Linked DNA regions of Homo sapiens: region 2 is linked to region 1. Evidence: chromatin contacts called from ENCODE Hi-C or POLR2A ChIA-PET data. All regions are on one chromosome and are shown on one strand. The core of a region is the stretch at or near the end of the contact, and the rest is flanking DNA. Distances in the headings are between cores, read along the strand shown. Region 1 overlaps RHOBTB3 (Rho related BTB domain containing 3). Region 2 has its middle 20 kb from the start of RHOBTB3.

Evidence for each region. A loop is a pair of places that touch in the nucleus more often than their neighbours do. ChIA-PET counts read pairs that join two places held with the same protein, here RNA polymerase II (POLR2A). Pooled maps may share reads with other maps.
Region 2: a loop to region 1 is called in a map of PC-9, with 8 times the contacts of the local background. The contact joins two enhancer-like sites. A Hi-C loop is called at or near these places in 5 of 168 maps with a recorded cell type or tissue (HCT116, PC-9, endothelial cell of hepatic sinusoid and 2 more), 4 of 37 single-sample maps with no recorded cell type and 14 of 50 pooled maps. POLR2A ChIA-PET finds 5 or more read pairs at or near these places in 6 of 52 experiments (AG04450, BJ, GM12878 and 3 more).

Annotation. Positions count from the first base shown.
Region 1 is chr5:95,758,200-95,764,375 of GRCh38, forward strand. RHOBTB3 (Rho related BTB domain containing 3) reads left to right here. Exons shown (of 12, transcript NM_014899.4): 7 at 5,309-5,421. Among named protein-coding and RNA genes, the nearest start is that of RHOBTB3, 30 kb to the left of the region's middle. RefSeq lists an enhancer at 2,355-2,404. Within about 2 kb of position 1,597, at least 15 of the 41 ENCODE cell types and tissues checked have a DNase peak (open chromatin) inside an H3K27ac peak, as active enhancers do; they include IMR-90 and PC-9, where a contact is called at or near this core.
Region 2 is chr5:95,707,535-95,714,712 of GRCh38, forward strand. It overlaps a transcript of SPATA9 not described here. Among named protein-coding and RNA genes, the nearest start is that of RHOBTB3, 20 kb to the right of the region's middle. Within about 2 kb of position 4,204, at least 13 of the 41 ENCODE cell types and tissues checked have a DNase peak (open chromatin) inside an H3K27ac peak, as active enhancers do; they include IMR-90 and PC-9, where a contact is called at or near this core.

The DNA.
Region 1 (6,176 bases), core at 347-2,846:
TGCTTTATTTAATTGCAAAATTAATACAGGCAGATGGAAAAAAAGAGAAAGAAAAGAAAAAAGTTATCCTTCTACCCTAGACCCTTTCCCCGGAGTCATTTACCTGTTGTAATTTTTTTATGCACTCATTCTGATACTGTTTGAAAGAGATTAATATTCTGGGGACATTTGATTAATAAAAGTGTAATCCTAGGTATCTGCTGCTTTCCAGGGATCACAGGCCGTTTCCCATGGCTGGAGCGTAGAGTGAAAGGTGATGGCTGGTGGGTGATGAGGTGGGCAAGGCCTGTGGAAGCTGTTCCTGCTGCTCTTAGACTTGTGCTAGAGTTTTAAGCATGATCAGACTGGGCTTTAGAAAGCTCATCTCTGGTTGTGGTTGCAGGGTGGAACAGTGCGGCCAAGACAGGCATTCAATCAGGAGGTCCCATTACTCTGGCGATCAGCCTCAGGAAGGCCAACATTCAGACAGTGGGTGGCCCTGCCATTGGCCCTTCATCGTCTAGACCAGTGCTTTTCAAACCTTAAAGTGTGTGCAGATCATCTGAGGATCTTGTTCCTGTGGAGATTCTGATTCAGTTACCTGGAGTGGGGCATGAGATTCTGCATTTCCAGTAGTCTCCGAGGTGGTGCTGGATCTCTGGACTGCCAGAAGCAGCTGGAATACCTGCTTTTGGAAGAACTGGGAACCAGCCAAAACCAGCAAACTAGGGCCTAGAATTCAGTGCAGAGGCCCAGGAAGGCTACCAAGTTAACAGCTTAGGATTCAAAGTAAAAATGGGGTGAGCTGTAAGGCTGACTGATGCAGTGCTATTCAGAACTGGGGCTCTCAGTGCCCTGTGTGTCCCTGACGCGAGGAAAAATGGATGCCTAGTGGTTGGGTGGAAATTAAGTAAGCCTGGAATAGGGATCGGAGGGCAGGCAGGCATGATGGTGTGGAGAGCCTGCTGAGCTACAGGTCTTCAACCAGTTCAGAGTCCTGGCTTCTTAACCTGACACTGACCCGTCCCATTTCGGCTGTGATCTCTCCTTGTACGTCACGGCCAAAGCCGGAGGTGCTGTCTGGTCTGAGCAGGGGCACGGGCCATTGACCCGGGGCTGCAGAGATCCAGATGCTGGTTAAGGAAAAGGGAAAATAACTGGTTCTGCAGGTATCTATTTATTATTCTTTAATTATTTACAGATTACAACCTCTGGCTCAAGGAAAAGTTTCATTTACATTATGTTAAAAAGAGATATCAAAGCTGTATTTGCACAGAAAAGACAATTTTGAAAAATGCTGAAAATTAAGAGAAAAAAATTTACCCAGATTCCACTATCAACAGAAAATGTTTAAACATTTATTGCTTTGTTTGATCCTCTAGTCATTTGTTTGTGTATGAATAAGTGACACTGTTTTTGAAAAAATGTATTTTGTAATCAAATCAAACAAAAATTTTAAACCTACGTTTTTCTCAGAGACTTCAGTAAATGGGCCAGGCTTGTTTTGTTTTGTTTTTGTTTTAACATTTTTAAACCTGTGAATAGAATACAAGTGTTAAGGCACAGTTATGCAGTGGTTTTCCCACAGAAGTGCTGTGGTCTGCCCTTGGGTTATGCTAGAGAACCATTGAAGACAGGAGTTGTTTGTTTGTGTTCCCATCAGATGGGTTGGTAAAGCAGAGGTTGAACTCCATCATGTGCTCAGGAATATTTGCCTTGAGCAAACACGGGCTAGAGAGTTATAATAAGCCTATCTCCTGTCCTTGTTTTTTTTTTTTTTAAAGAACCAGATTACAAAGAATATCTTAATTCTTTTTAAATAACATGCTTTTTTTAACCTTTAGGAATTTGAAATTTGGTGTGTGTTATGTCACCATGAACATTTGGTTCGTTATTTAGGAGCGACCTGTTTAACAACAGTCCGGTTAACATTTTACACCTATCTATTCCTATTCAAATTTTTGATTCAGTAGACACAGTCAAGGTATATCTGTTTTGTATACGTTAGTTTTCTATTGAATAACAACAAACACTGCATAATGTATAAGTACTTAACTACTAATCCTAAGGAACGAGGAGTAATGTGATAAGTGAAGCCAGCCCTTTCCTGGTCTTCAGGGAGTAATTCTTACATGGCATACAATTGTAACATTCTTATAATACTTGATACAGTGTTATGGTTGCACATTCTTGAGTCATATGATCTCAGATGGTTAGGAAGTGAAGTATTTGTAAGAACCTCAAGAATTTAGCTTTGAGCTCTTCCTGCCACAGATGGCCCTTAGAGTTTCACATCACTTATTGAAATGCCATCTGAGTAGACAAATATGTGGAAGCAAGCTTTCATCTTCAGTTTACATTCTCCAGTTCTTAGAATCATTCCGTGGCATGTCCTTTTCTGTATTGCATAAAAACACAGCCTAGTATACATGAGTATACCATGCGCTCTAAAAGTCTAAGTGGATTCAGTGCTTTAAGAAGTTAACTAAAGAAAATCCCAGTCAGTGATGCAAGATGTCATCCTGCCCTTGTCTGCAGTTGATCAATCAGTAAAGTTATGCAAGATGAGTAAGTTCTGGAGACCTGCTGTATGACATTGTGCCTATTGTTAATGATATCGCATTATATACTTAAAGTTTTCTAAGAGGGTAAATCTGATGTTAAATGTTTTTACCACTGGAAAAATAAAAGGAAAGTCCCAGCCTTAGGATTACTGGTTTATTAGGACCTAAAAGTCTCAAAGATGACTTGATTAATGTTTCTAATTATGAAAACAGCCCAATCAGCAGTGTGCTCTTGAGAATTAGTCTTACTTTCATTTTCAGTGAGTGATTCTTCCTGTGTGTGTTCTCAGACAGTTCAGTGGCCTGTGGGGATTTACCTGCTACTGATTCCATCTATTTAGATTATTTGATGCTTGCTTGCTTTTAGATAATCTTCTGAATGGAGATATTTTATAGGTGTTTTTTAGTTAATATGCTTTTACTTAAATAACAATGTAACTTTTACATATATAAGTATGTAAAAGAACACAGAGACAGTACTTATGTTCTTCTTTAGATTGGATGAGTGCAGACATAAAAAATACTTACATGTTCCCTTTCCTGCATACCACTAACACTGGGTTTGGATAATGGCTGAAATTTCTTTCCTTTTTCCTCTTTTTTTTTTTTTTTTTTTTTGAGACAGGGTCTCACTCTGTCACTCAGGCTGGAGTGCAGTGGCATGATCATGGCTCACTGAAATCTCCGCCTCCTGGGTTCAAGCGATTCTCCTGCCTCAGCCTCCCAGGTAGCTGGGATTACAGGCAGACGCCACCATGCCCAGCTAATTTTTGTATTTTTAGTAGAGATAGGGTTTCCCCATGTTGGCCAGGCTGGTCTCGAACTCAGTGGTTGAAATTTCTAAAGGGAAAGCAGTGGCCGTCAGCAGCATACCATGCACATTAGGGTCACCAGGGAGAATTTTAAAACACTGATGCCAGGGGCTTCAGGCCCAGAAATTCTAATTCACTTGATCTGGAGATGAGACCTCCTCTCATGGTATTTTATAAAAGATCTCAGGTATTTATAATACACAGGTATGGTTGATAATCACTGGCATAGAGTAATTTTATTGATCTGGGATCCATTGGCTTCTAAGGGGTTCTTACACTCTCACATTGTTATACTGACTTTAATGTTTGTGTGCACATGAAATTTTCTGGTCATACAATCCCAAGAATTTATGAGATGGGAAAAGAGGATGTGGCCACACAGTTAAAAAGCATTCATGCAGAAAGAGAAAAACAGAAATCATAGAGCTCTTCTACACTACACAGCTTTGAGAATTTGAGGAGGAAGGGGAGCAATCAGTGAAAGCATAAAAAGAGCTAGCAAAGGCAGAAAGAAGCAGTGGTGTGCTGGAGCTGGCACCAGCTTGTGAGAGCCCAGTTGTGTTTATCATCCCCATTTCCTTGTTCTGTGATGTCATGTTGATAGCATCAAAAAATGGCAAATGCTACATATCATTTGACTCCCTCCCCCAGGAGACACTGTAAGTATTAGGAAGGCCAGGTGGGGAGAAGTTGAAAGGATATGCATTAGTGCTTAGTGCTGCAGGGCTCAGCTGTAAGAGCCTGAGAGCTTCTGGACTTGCAATCTGCCCCTTCCAATTGGATTTGGTTTTAGTTGGTACAGACTGGCTGCAATTGCCTGATCTCATTGGTTTAATAAGTGTTTATGTGCCTGCCTCATTCCCCAATATCCATGAAGGCATCTGGTGAGTGCTGAATACAGGAATGAAAACATCAGAAGAAATGAACTGAGAGCAGATAAAAAAGGGTCTTGAATTACCCAGAGAGGTGAAGTGACTCATCACACTAGTAGTTAATAGCTGAGGTAGAACTGGATCCTAGGTCTCCTAACTATACCGCCCACACTAGGCTTCTTGAATTATATTTTTATGAGATAGGACCTTCTATAAATCATAGGATGGATGCGTGTAATCTCTTGGAATGTCATGATCAGATTCGTGCTTTTGAAAACTCACCAGCTTTGAGTAATAGGATGGATTTGATGGGGAAAAGGCTGTTAGGAAGCAGGGAGGTTGGATAGGAAGTTGCTGCAGACCAAGTAAGAGAAGTCCTTGGGGAAAAGGTCAGCTTTTGCTGACCATAGAATAAGAATTTTGCAAGACATAGAGGAAAAGAGGCTGACAGAGTGGGAGAAGTGAAATGAGCCTAGGAAGAGAGTTTTGAAGTGGGCTAGGGAAAGGCAAAGGACAGTGGGGTGATTTTGCTCCGATGACATGAGCTACGTGGACGAGTAGCTCCCTTCCTCAGGCTGGTTTTGTAGAGTTGGCTCTCAAGCATCCCAGTCTGCCCCTGACAATGCTTGAGACCTTCTGAATGCATTCTGTTGCTGCTGCATGTTCCTCTACCTGATGATAGTCACTGCTGCCCATAACTGGTAAGATTTAATTCACCCTTGGGAAAGACCACATCTACCTTTTTACTCAGGGCAAGTAAATAATTTGGGTGCTGGACCACTTGTCATGGGAACTCATATTCTGACCATTGCTGTTATCACTAGCTGCCCACCTATTGCAGAGAGGTAGCAGCAGTCTGGGGAGGAAGACTTCAGATTTTGAGAAATAATTTAGGGGAAGTTAAACTGATCGTTTTGAAATGTGAGTACTGTTTAAATGTTTTAGTATAGTTATAAGGATGTATATCTGGTAAAGAAAAATTAAAGCACTAAAAAAAGGGAATGTTGTATTTAATAAGAGATTTACTTTTGTTACTTCCTCATTTAACAGAAAAATCCAGCATGTACTAATTTGTTTACAGGTGCTTTTCAGTGGGAAGAATTGGAAGAAGATATCAGGAAGAAGTTGAAAGATTCTGGGGATGTTTCAAATGTAATCGAGAAAGTTAAATGCATTTTAAAAACACCAGGAAAGGTAAGTTGATTTGTTGTAAGTTAGTTTACTTTGACCCTCTGAATTATAACTCACATACTATGATGAATATAAAATTGAGTCGTTAGAAGAGTCAAATACTGTATAAATGTAAATGTTTTCCTTAAGTATATTTTACCATTTAAATATTTAAAACATAAACATGGGTTATTTGTATCTTAGATTGTGTGTGTGTGTGTGTGTGTGTGTGTGAGACAGAGACCTGTGTTGCCCAGGTGGGAGTGCGTTGGCATGATCTTGGCTTACTGCAGCCTCCACCTCCTGGGCTCAAGTGATATCTCCCACCTCAGCCTCCCAAGGAGCTGGGACTATAGATATGCATCACCATACCTGGCTAATTTTTAAATTTTTTGTAGAGACGTGGTTTTTCCATGTTGCCCAGGCTAGTCTCAAACTCCTGGGCTCAAGCGATCTGCCCACCGTAGCCTCCCAAGGTGCTGGGATTACAGGCATGAGCCACCACACTCGGCCCTATCTTAGACTTTAATTTATGTAAGAATTAAAATACATGTGAGTCATGTCTTTAAAATGCTCGTTTGCGAATTCTGCCTTCTGAAACATTCCCCTGGAGCTCTGGGAATACACAATCTATATCATGAATAAAAGGCTGTTTAATTTGTCCAGGTACAGTTAAGGTTATTAGAGAGGGTGCCTTCTCACTCCTCACAATTTAAGTCTCAAATAGTTTTTGAGAGGAAGGCAGTTTTGAATGTCCCTTTTTCAAGTGTTCTGAGAAA
Region 2 (7,178 bases), core at 2,954-5,453, 48 kb before region 1:
AAAAGGATAAATGGTTACAGGAACGTAAACCGTTCCAGGTGCAGGGGCTTTAAGACTATTACAAGGTGATAGACCCGGGGCTTTGGGCGTTATCAATCAGATGAATTCCTGGGAACTGCTGATATAGCTTGCCACAGTATCTTATCAGTTAATTGCATTCTTGGACGTGCTGGGAGTCAGCTTGCACAAGTTAAGTCCTTGAGGAGGGAGCTGCCAGTGAAAGAGCCAAGATGGAGTCTGTCTGGCTCTCTTAGCTAAGGGAGAGTCAATTCAGGTGGAAAGAAGGCTAGGTGATTAAAGGAAAAGGGAGAGTCTAAAAACAGAGTTAGTAAAAACCAGGTTGGGCATTACATTCCCCACTTGTGTTTTTGGGGAATCAAATCGTTGATTCCTCAGTTATAACAAGGGGGTTATATTGAGTCTTAAGATACATAAGTTTGACAGAAGCTATGCATTGTTTTACAAAATTAAGAAACCAATTTAATATACAAGGCCCAAAAATTAAAGTTAATAGTATGATGAGGAGAGGTCCAGCTAACTCTGATTAAAGTAGTTAGCCAGGGGTTCCAGTTGAACATGTTTTGATACCAGGGGATGTTATTTTCTCGTTCCTGTTGGTGCCTATCTAGATTTTCTCGAACTTTTGGAGTGTATCTTTTATGACTAAGAATGGTGGAGGAACAGTTAAATCAACTTTGTCAGGGGGTTTCTGGAACATAGGGTCACCTAGAGCAGTCAAAGGCCGGATTGGCTTGCATGGGCTCCATGAGACCAGGATTTTTTTTTTGGATGGTGAACATAGTGCCAACATTAAATCCTGGGATATGAAATCTTAATTCCCATGACATGCCATAATATTATTGAGTTGAATTAGGGTCATGGACAGTTATAGTAAGAGGATTACAATTTTTTCTAGTACATAATTTAGGACAAGGAGCACGAGTTATAGAATGAAGATCTGGTTGATCCCCCAAAGTAGGTGGCTAAAGTTACAAATGTCCAATCAGGGCAGAAAAACTGATAAGTATCTCGACAGCTAGCGTCAGGGTGATTCCCAGGACAGAGGTAAAAGTCAACATTTTGGAGTTCTTTTTCTGTACCTTTGGAGCTTCCACATCCAGTTTGGCTCCCAGAGTGTCCAAATCCTGCTGCAAGGTTGACACTTTCTGCTCCTATGACCGGTAAGTTGTGTTGTTCTTCATGGGTGCGAGCTGGCTCTGAGAACAGTGCACATAGATCGACTGCAAAGGTGACTTCCTTGGAAGTACCGGCCCTCCAAGTAGTGTTGACGAATACACGTCCTGTTGTGAAAGAGGTGAGGAGGAAGGAGTAGGAAGGCACGGAGGACATAATAGGTGAAAACAAACAAGAGAAGTAAATAAAAAGAATTAATCTAACAGTTTCACCCGACTTAGGCGCAGTTTTAAGGGGCCTGATCCAGCCTTGGGGACCCATGTTTCTAGTTGGGCTCTGTTGGCCTTTTTGATGTGGGAGTGATGAATCCAAGCAGGAATTCAATCCGCCTTCAGAGCCGTTGGCATCGTGAGGATGACGGTGTGAGGTCCCTTCCAAGCAGGAGTGAGTCCTTCTCTCTGGAACTTTTTAATAAACACTAGGTCTCCTGGCTGGAATGAATGGCAGGGCCCCATCTGTTCAGGAATTGGATTGGGATGGGCTCCTCGAACAAGTGGCAGAATAATATCTTGTACCTCTTGGAGAGACTGTAGGCACTGCAATAAATTAGCTTGTGATATTTCTGCCAAATGGGCATCTCTTAGCTTAGGCAAGATAGGTGGCGCCTGCCCATACATAATTTCAAAAGGCGATGACCCAGCCTGATAAGGGGTGCACCTTACTCTTAAGTAGGGCTAAAGGAAGGAGACTCACCCAATTTTCACCGGTTTTTAAAATTAATTTTGTAAAAGTGTTTTTTAGGGTGCAGTTCATGCATTCTACCTGCCCAGAGCTCTGGGGTCAATAGGCACAATGGAACTTCCACTGAATGTTTAACGTCTTACTGACCCACCGAGCTATGGACGAGGTGAAGGCAGGTCCATTATCAGACCCTATGGCAGCAGGCAGCCCGTATCAAGGGATGATTTCATTAAATAAGAACTTAACTACCGTATTGGCAGTTTCGTTTTTGGTAGCAAATGCTTCAGTCCATCCAGAGAAGGTGTCTACTAGTACTAGAAGGTATTTGTACCCAGCCCGGTGTGGTTTTACTTCTGTAAAGTCAATTTCACACTTTTCTTCTGGCAAGTTTTTTCGGAGACAGTGGCCTGGGCTGGGTTTAGGACCTTGCTTGGCATTTACCTGGGCGCAGGTTGTGCACTGGAGAGCTGCTTGATCTGTTAGGCTTTGAAGATGGGGGATTCTTCTTTGTTTTTGATAGCCTTTCCTGCTGAGGTGAGTAGCCTGCGCTCCTGGTAGATGGCTCCATGTACATGCACAGTAGCAAAGGTGTACCTGCTGTCAGTGTAAACGTTAATACGTTTATCCTTACCCCATCGGAGAGCCTGAGTGAGGGCCATCAATTCAGCTTTTTGCGCTGAGGTGTTTGCTTGTAAAGCCTGAGCCCACGGCACATCTGTCTCCATGGTAACAGCTGCACCGGCCTTTCATACTCCCTGCTCGAGAAAGCTGCTACTGTCTGTGAACACAGTGGCGTCCACCTTCTCTAGGGGCATATCTTGAAGATTGGGTGGGCCAGTTTCGGTAGTTTCTAACAGTTCCTGACAGTCATGGATAGTAGCTGGATTCAAACACCATGTGGGAGAGAAAGTCAAACGAGGCTGATCTAACAGTAAACTGATACTGCAGGATGCGAGCATTTGACATCCATTTGCCAGAAGCACTTTGAAGTAAAGTCTCTATGGCATGAGGAGTTGTAAGGGTTAAATTTTGGCCCAGAGTTAACTTATCAGCCTCTTGGACTAGGCTTGCTGTAGCTGCTACTGCTCGCAGGCAACTTGGCCATCCAGAGGCCACGGGATCCAGTCTCTTAGATAAATAGGCCACTGGGCGTCTCCAGGGTCCTAAAGTCTGAGTAAGCACCCCTTTAGCAACTCCCTGGCTTTCATGGACAAACAGGTGAAACGGCTTTGAGATATTAGGGAGGGCTAAAGCAGAGGCTTCAGTTAATGCCTTTTTCAGGTTTCGAAAAGCCTGTTCTTCTGTGTCTGTCCAAATTAACGGGCCATTTCATTCTGTACCTCTTGGATAGCCGCCACTAAGATTTTTGTTTGTCCTTTGAATGCTTTATCAGCAGCCTTTTCAGCTGCCTGTGTTGCTTGTTTTTGTTTTTCAAACTCTTGGTTGTCAAAAACCTTTTGGGCTATTTCTAAAAGCTGACTGATATTCATTCCAGCAAATCCCTCCAGTTTTTGGAGTTTTCTTTTAATATCTGGGGCTGCCTGAGCCACAAATGCCAAATTAAGAGCACGGCTATTTTCGGGGGCCGCCGGGTCAAAAGGGGTGTAAATCCGATAAGCCTCCCGGAGGTGCTCTAAAAACGCTCCTGGTGACTCATCGGGCCCCTGGATGACTTCAGTCGCCTTAGACAAGTTTATGGGTTTCCGAGCGGCTCCCTTAATACCCGTGAGGAGATACCAGTGAAAATCGTCCAAAGTTCTCGTTCCACTTGAGGAATTTGGGTCCCAGTTAGGCCGGGTAGAGGAAAAGACCTTCTCAAGGAGGTCTCTAGCTTCCTCCTCCGGTCTATTGGCTGATGCAAGGAAGTGCTTTCTGGCCTCTCTCCAGATACGCTCCCTCTCCTCAGAGGTAAAGAGAGTTAAAAGGAGCGGTTGGCAGTCATCCCAGGTGGGCCGATGGGTCTGGAGTATGGACTCCAACAGTGAGGTCAAAGCCTGGGGCTTTTCAGAGAAGGCAGGATTTTGGGTTTTCCAATTATACAAGTCAGAAGTAGAAAAAGGGACATAAACCAAGAAGGGGGCTGAGCGCTCATCACCCGGAGGGACTTGTGCCTCTCTCAGTGGTAGTAGAGGGGCTGCTTCCTCCCGCCGCGGCCGCAGTCGAGAGGCAATGGGTGGCGAGCCCACAGGGGACGTCGTCAAGGAGATATGGGACGACCCTAAGGGAGCAAGTTGGTTGTAAGGCGGTGGGACTGGGTGAGGGAGACTCTCCTCTTCTTCAGAGGGAGGCAGTACAGGGGGAGCCGAACCGGCAGAGGGTTGAGGCGAAAACGCGGCCTGGCTCAGGAGGACTTTGGAGGTGGAATTGTGAATGGCGCATGAACGGAGCCATGGAGGAGGATTCCTGACCAAACTTAACCATTGATTTTTACAGGGAACCTGATTAGGATAGCCGGGAGCTTGGGTAACAACCCGCCACACGGCTTGAACAATTGTAGGATTCAATGACCCTTCAGAGGGCCACCCAACTCCAAACTTGGGCCATTCTACTTTACAGAGTGTCCGGAGCTTGCCTTTCTTAAGGCGGACTCCATAATCCTCTGAGAAACCAAGAGAAAAATTTTTCAGCATGCACTGGAGGGGGCTCCAACCCTTGCAAGGCCGGGACTCCATAAATGACTAAGTTTTACAGTTAAAAAAAAGAATGCTAAAGTACTGGACAACAATTACATGTAAGTTGGGCGTGGGGACATTCACATAAGATTTATATATTAACTAATAAAAAATTGAGATTCAAATGATGGCAAGCTGTTTCATCCAAGAACATGCATGTCAGATTACGTTTTCCAAAGATGCTGCAACAATATTTCCTATCCCACAATGTGGCCTTGATACTCCTCTCATTAAGAAATGGGGTCTATGTCCTCGCCCCTTTAACCTGAGCCATCTTGTCTCTGAGTTGTAACTGGTAGAATGCAGCTGAAGTGACACTGTGTGAATTCTAAGACTAGGTTGTAAAAAGTGATGCAACTTTCTCCTTGTTCACTGGCACACTCACTTCTGTACCCCCTGAGCCACCATGTAAGATGTCCAACTACCCTGAGGCCTCTATGCTGTGAGGAATGCAAGGGCAGGGTGTGTGTAGGGCATCTGGTTATCAGCCCCAGCTGAAGTCCTAGCCAACCGCAAGCATCAACTGTCAGACAAGAAAGTGAAGGTGCCTCAGGATGATTCCAGCCTGAGTCACTGGGCCACTTGAAGATGTTGAATCACCACAAGTCATTTGAGTTTTCCCACCTGAGGCCCCAGACATCATGGAGCCGATAAAAGCCATTCCTATTGTGTTCTGTCTAACCTCTGACCCACAGAATTTGTCAGTAAAATGAAATGGCTGTTTTAAGCCCCTAAACTTTAGGATAATTTTATTTGTTATCTTAATAGTAACTAGAACAAACAGGGAATGCCTTTTCCATGTTCAGTTTTTTTAATTGCTTTTTTTATCAATGTTTAAAGTTTTCTTCATATAGATCTCATGCATTTCCTGTTAGCTGCATTCCAAGAGATTTTATCCTTTTTGTTATTACTGTAAGTGAAATATATTCTCCTATTAAGTTTGCAAGTGGGTGTTGTTTACATATATAGATTATGCATGCATACATTTGTTCCCAGACAATTTACTTAATTTTTCAATTTGTTTTAGTTGGTTTTCCTGTTGATTCTCCCACTCCCAGCAAAAACAAAAACCCATGTCCCAGACCTTTTTTTAGACTGGTTTGTAACAGATCCTTTAATGGCCCACTTGAGTCCATCAAGCTATGAAGTCTTCCTGAATAAGGAGTGGATTCACTTACTTCCTAGAGGAACTGCCCAGTTGATATGGTTTGGATTTGTGTCCCCACCCAAATCTCATGTCGAATTGTAATTCCCAGTGTTGGAGGAGGGGCCCGGTGGGAGGTGATTGGATCATGGCGGTGGATTTCCCCCTTGCTGATCTTGTGACAGTGAGTGAGTTCTCAGGAGATCTGGTTGGTTAAAAGTGTGTAGCACCTCCCCCTTCCCTCCCTTCCTCCTGCTCCAGCCACAAATGGGTGGAGACGTGCCTCCTTCCTTTTCACCTTCTGCCATGATTGGAAATTTCCTGAGGCCTCCCCAGAAGCAGAATCCTGTACAGCCTGCAGAATTGTGAGCCATTAAATCTCTTTTCTTTATAAATTACCTAGTCGCAGGTATGTCTTTATAGTGTGTGAGAAGAGACTAACACACCAGTAGATAATCTAAGGTAGATCTCCTTTACATCAGACAGGTAAATTAAGTTGTTTCTCTCCCTTCTCATTCCTTTCATCATTTAAGTAAATTCTTAAATTCCAATGTTTTTTTTTCTTCAGTAACTAGAAAAGAGGACAATTTCTCCTCTTCTCAATCTTATCTTCTAAACAGAAACTCTGAATACATTATCCAAACCTTCAACAATATTTATTGTTTTATATGCACACAAATACACATGTGCATATATATATATAATTTTGTATGCAAAGTATACCTTTATTAATATTTGTTTAATATTTTGACTTTAAAGTCTCTTGGGACTTCCAGGCATACAATCATATCATCTGAAAATGATGATTTTATCCCTTTTCCCTAATTTTTTATATCTCTATTTTATTTTTCTTTTATATTTGCCTTGGGTAATATAAATTCCATACATGCTGAGTTTGCATAAATATATTATTTTTAGACAAAGTTAGCTAATTTTTATTATTAAGCTTGCTGGGGAAGGATCAACTGGGGATGACTAGGCAATTGGATATACAGGCTCGAGGCTCAAGAGAGTAATATGGGATCTGATAATTTGAAATCTGAGAGTCATCAATGTAGGAGCAATCACTGAAGCCATGAGAGCAGATGAAAGGGCTCCAGGAGGAACAATGTATAGCAAGAGGAGAGAAAAGAGTCTAGGACAGAACCCGAAGAAACATCAACATGTAGGAGACTGACTGAACAAGTAATCCTGTAGCAGAGAAGTTGAAAAAACAAAAGTGTTTTGCAATAGAAGGAAAAAAAGATGGCATTTCAAAAAGGGGGAAAGGTCTGCAAGCTCTTGAGAAAGCTAAGGAGTGTCCTTCGGATTGGGCAATTTGAAGGCTGTTGGTGACCTTGAAACAGCAGTGTGACCGGAGTGGTGGAGGAAGAAAATTTGTTTGTAGTGAGTTGAGAAATGAATGGCATTTAAGAAAGAGAGAATCATTTTTAACAAACTTTGAGGAAGTTTGTCTTAATTATTAGAATTAATAATGGGACTTAGCA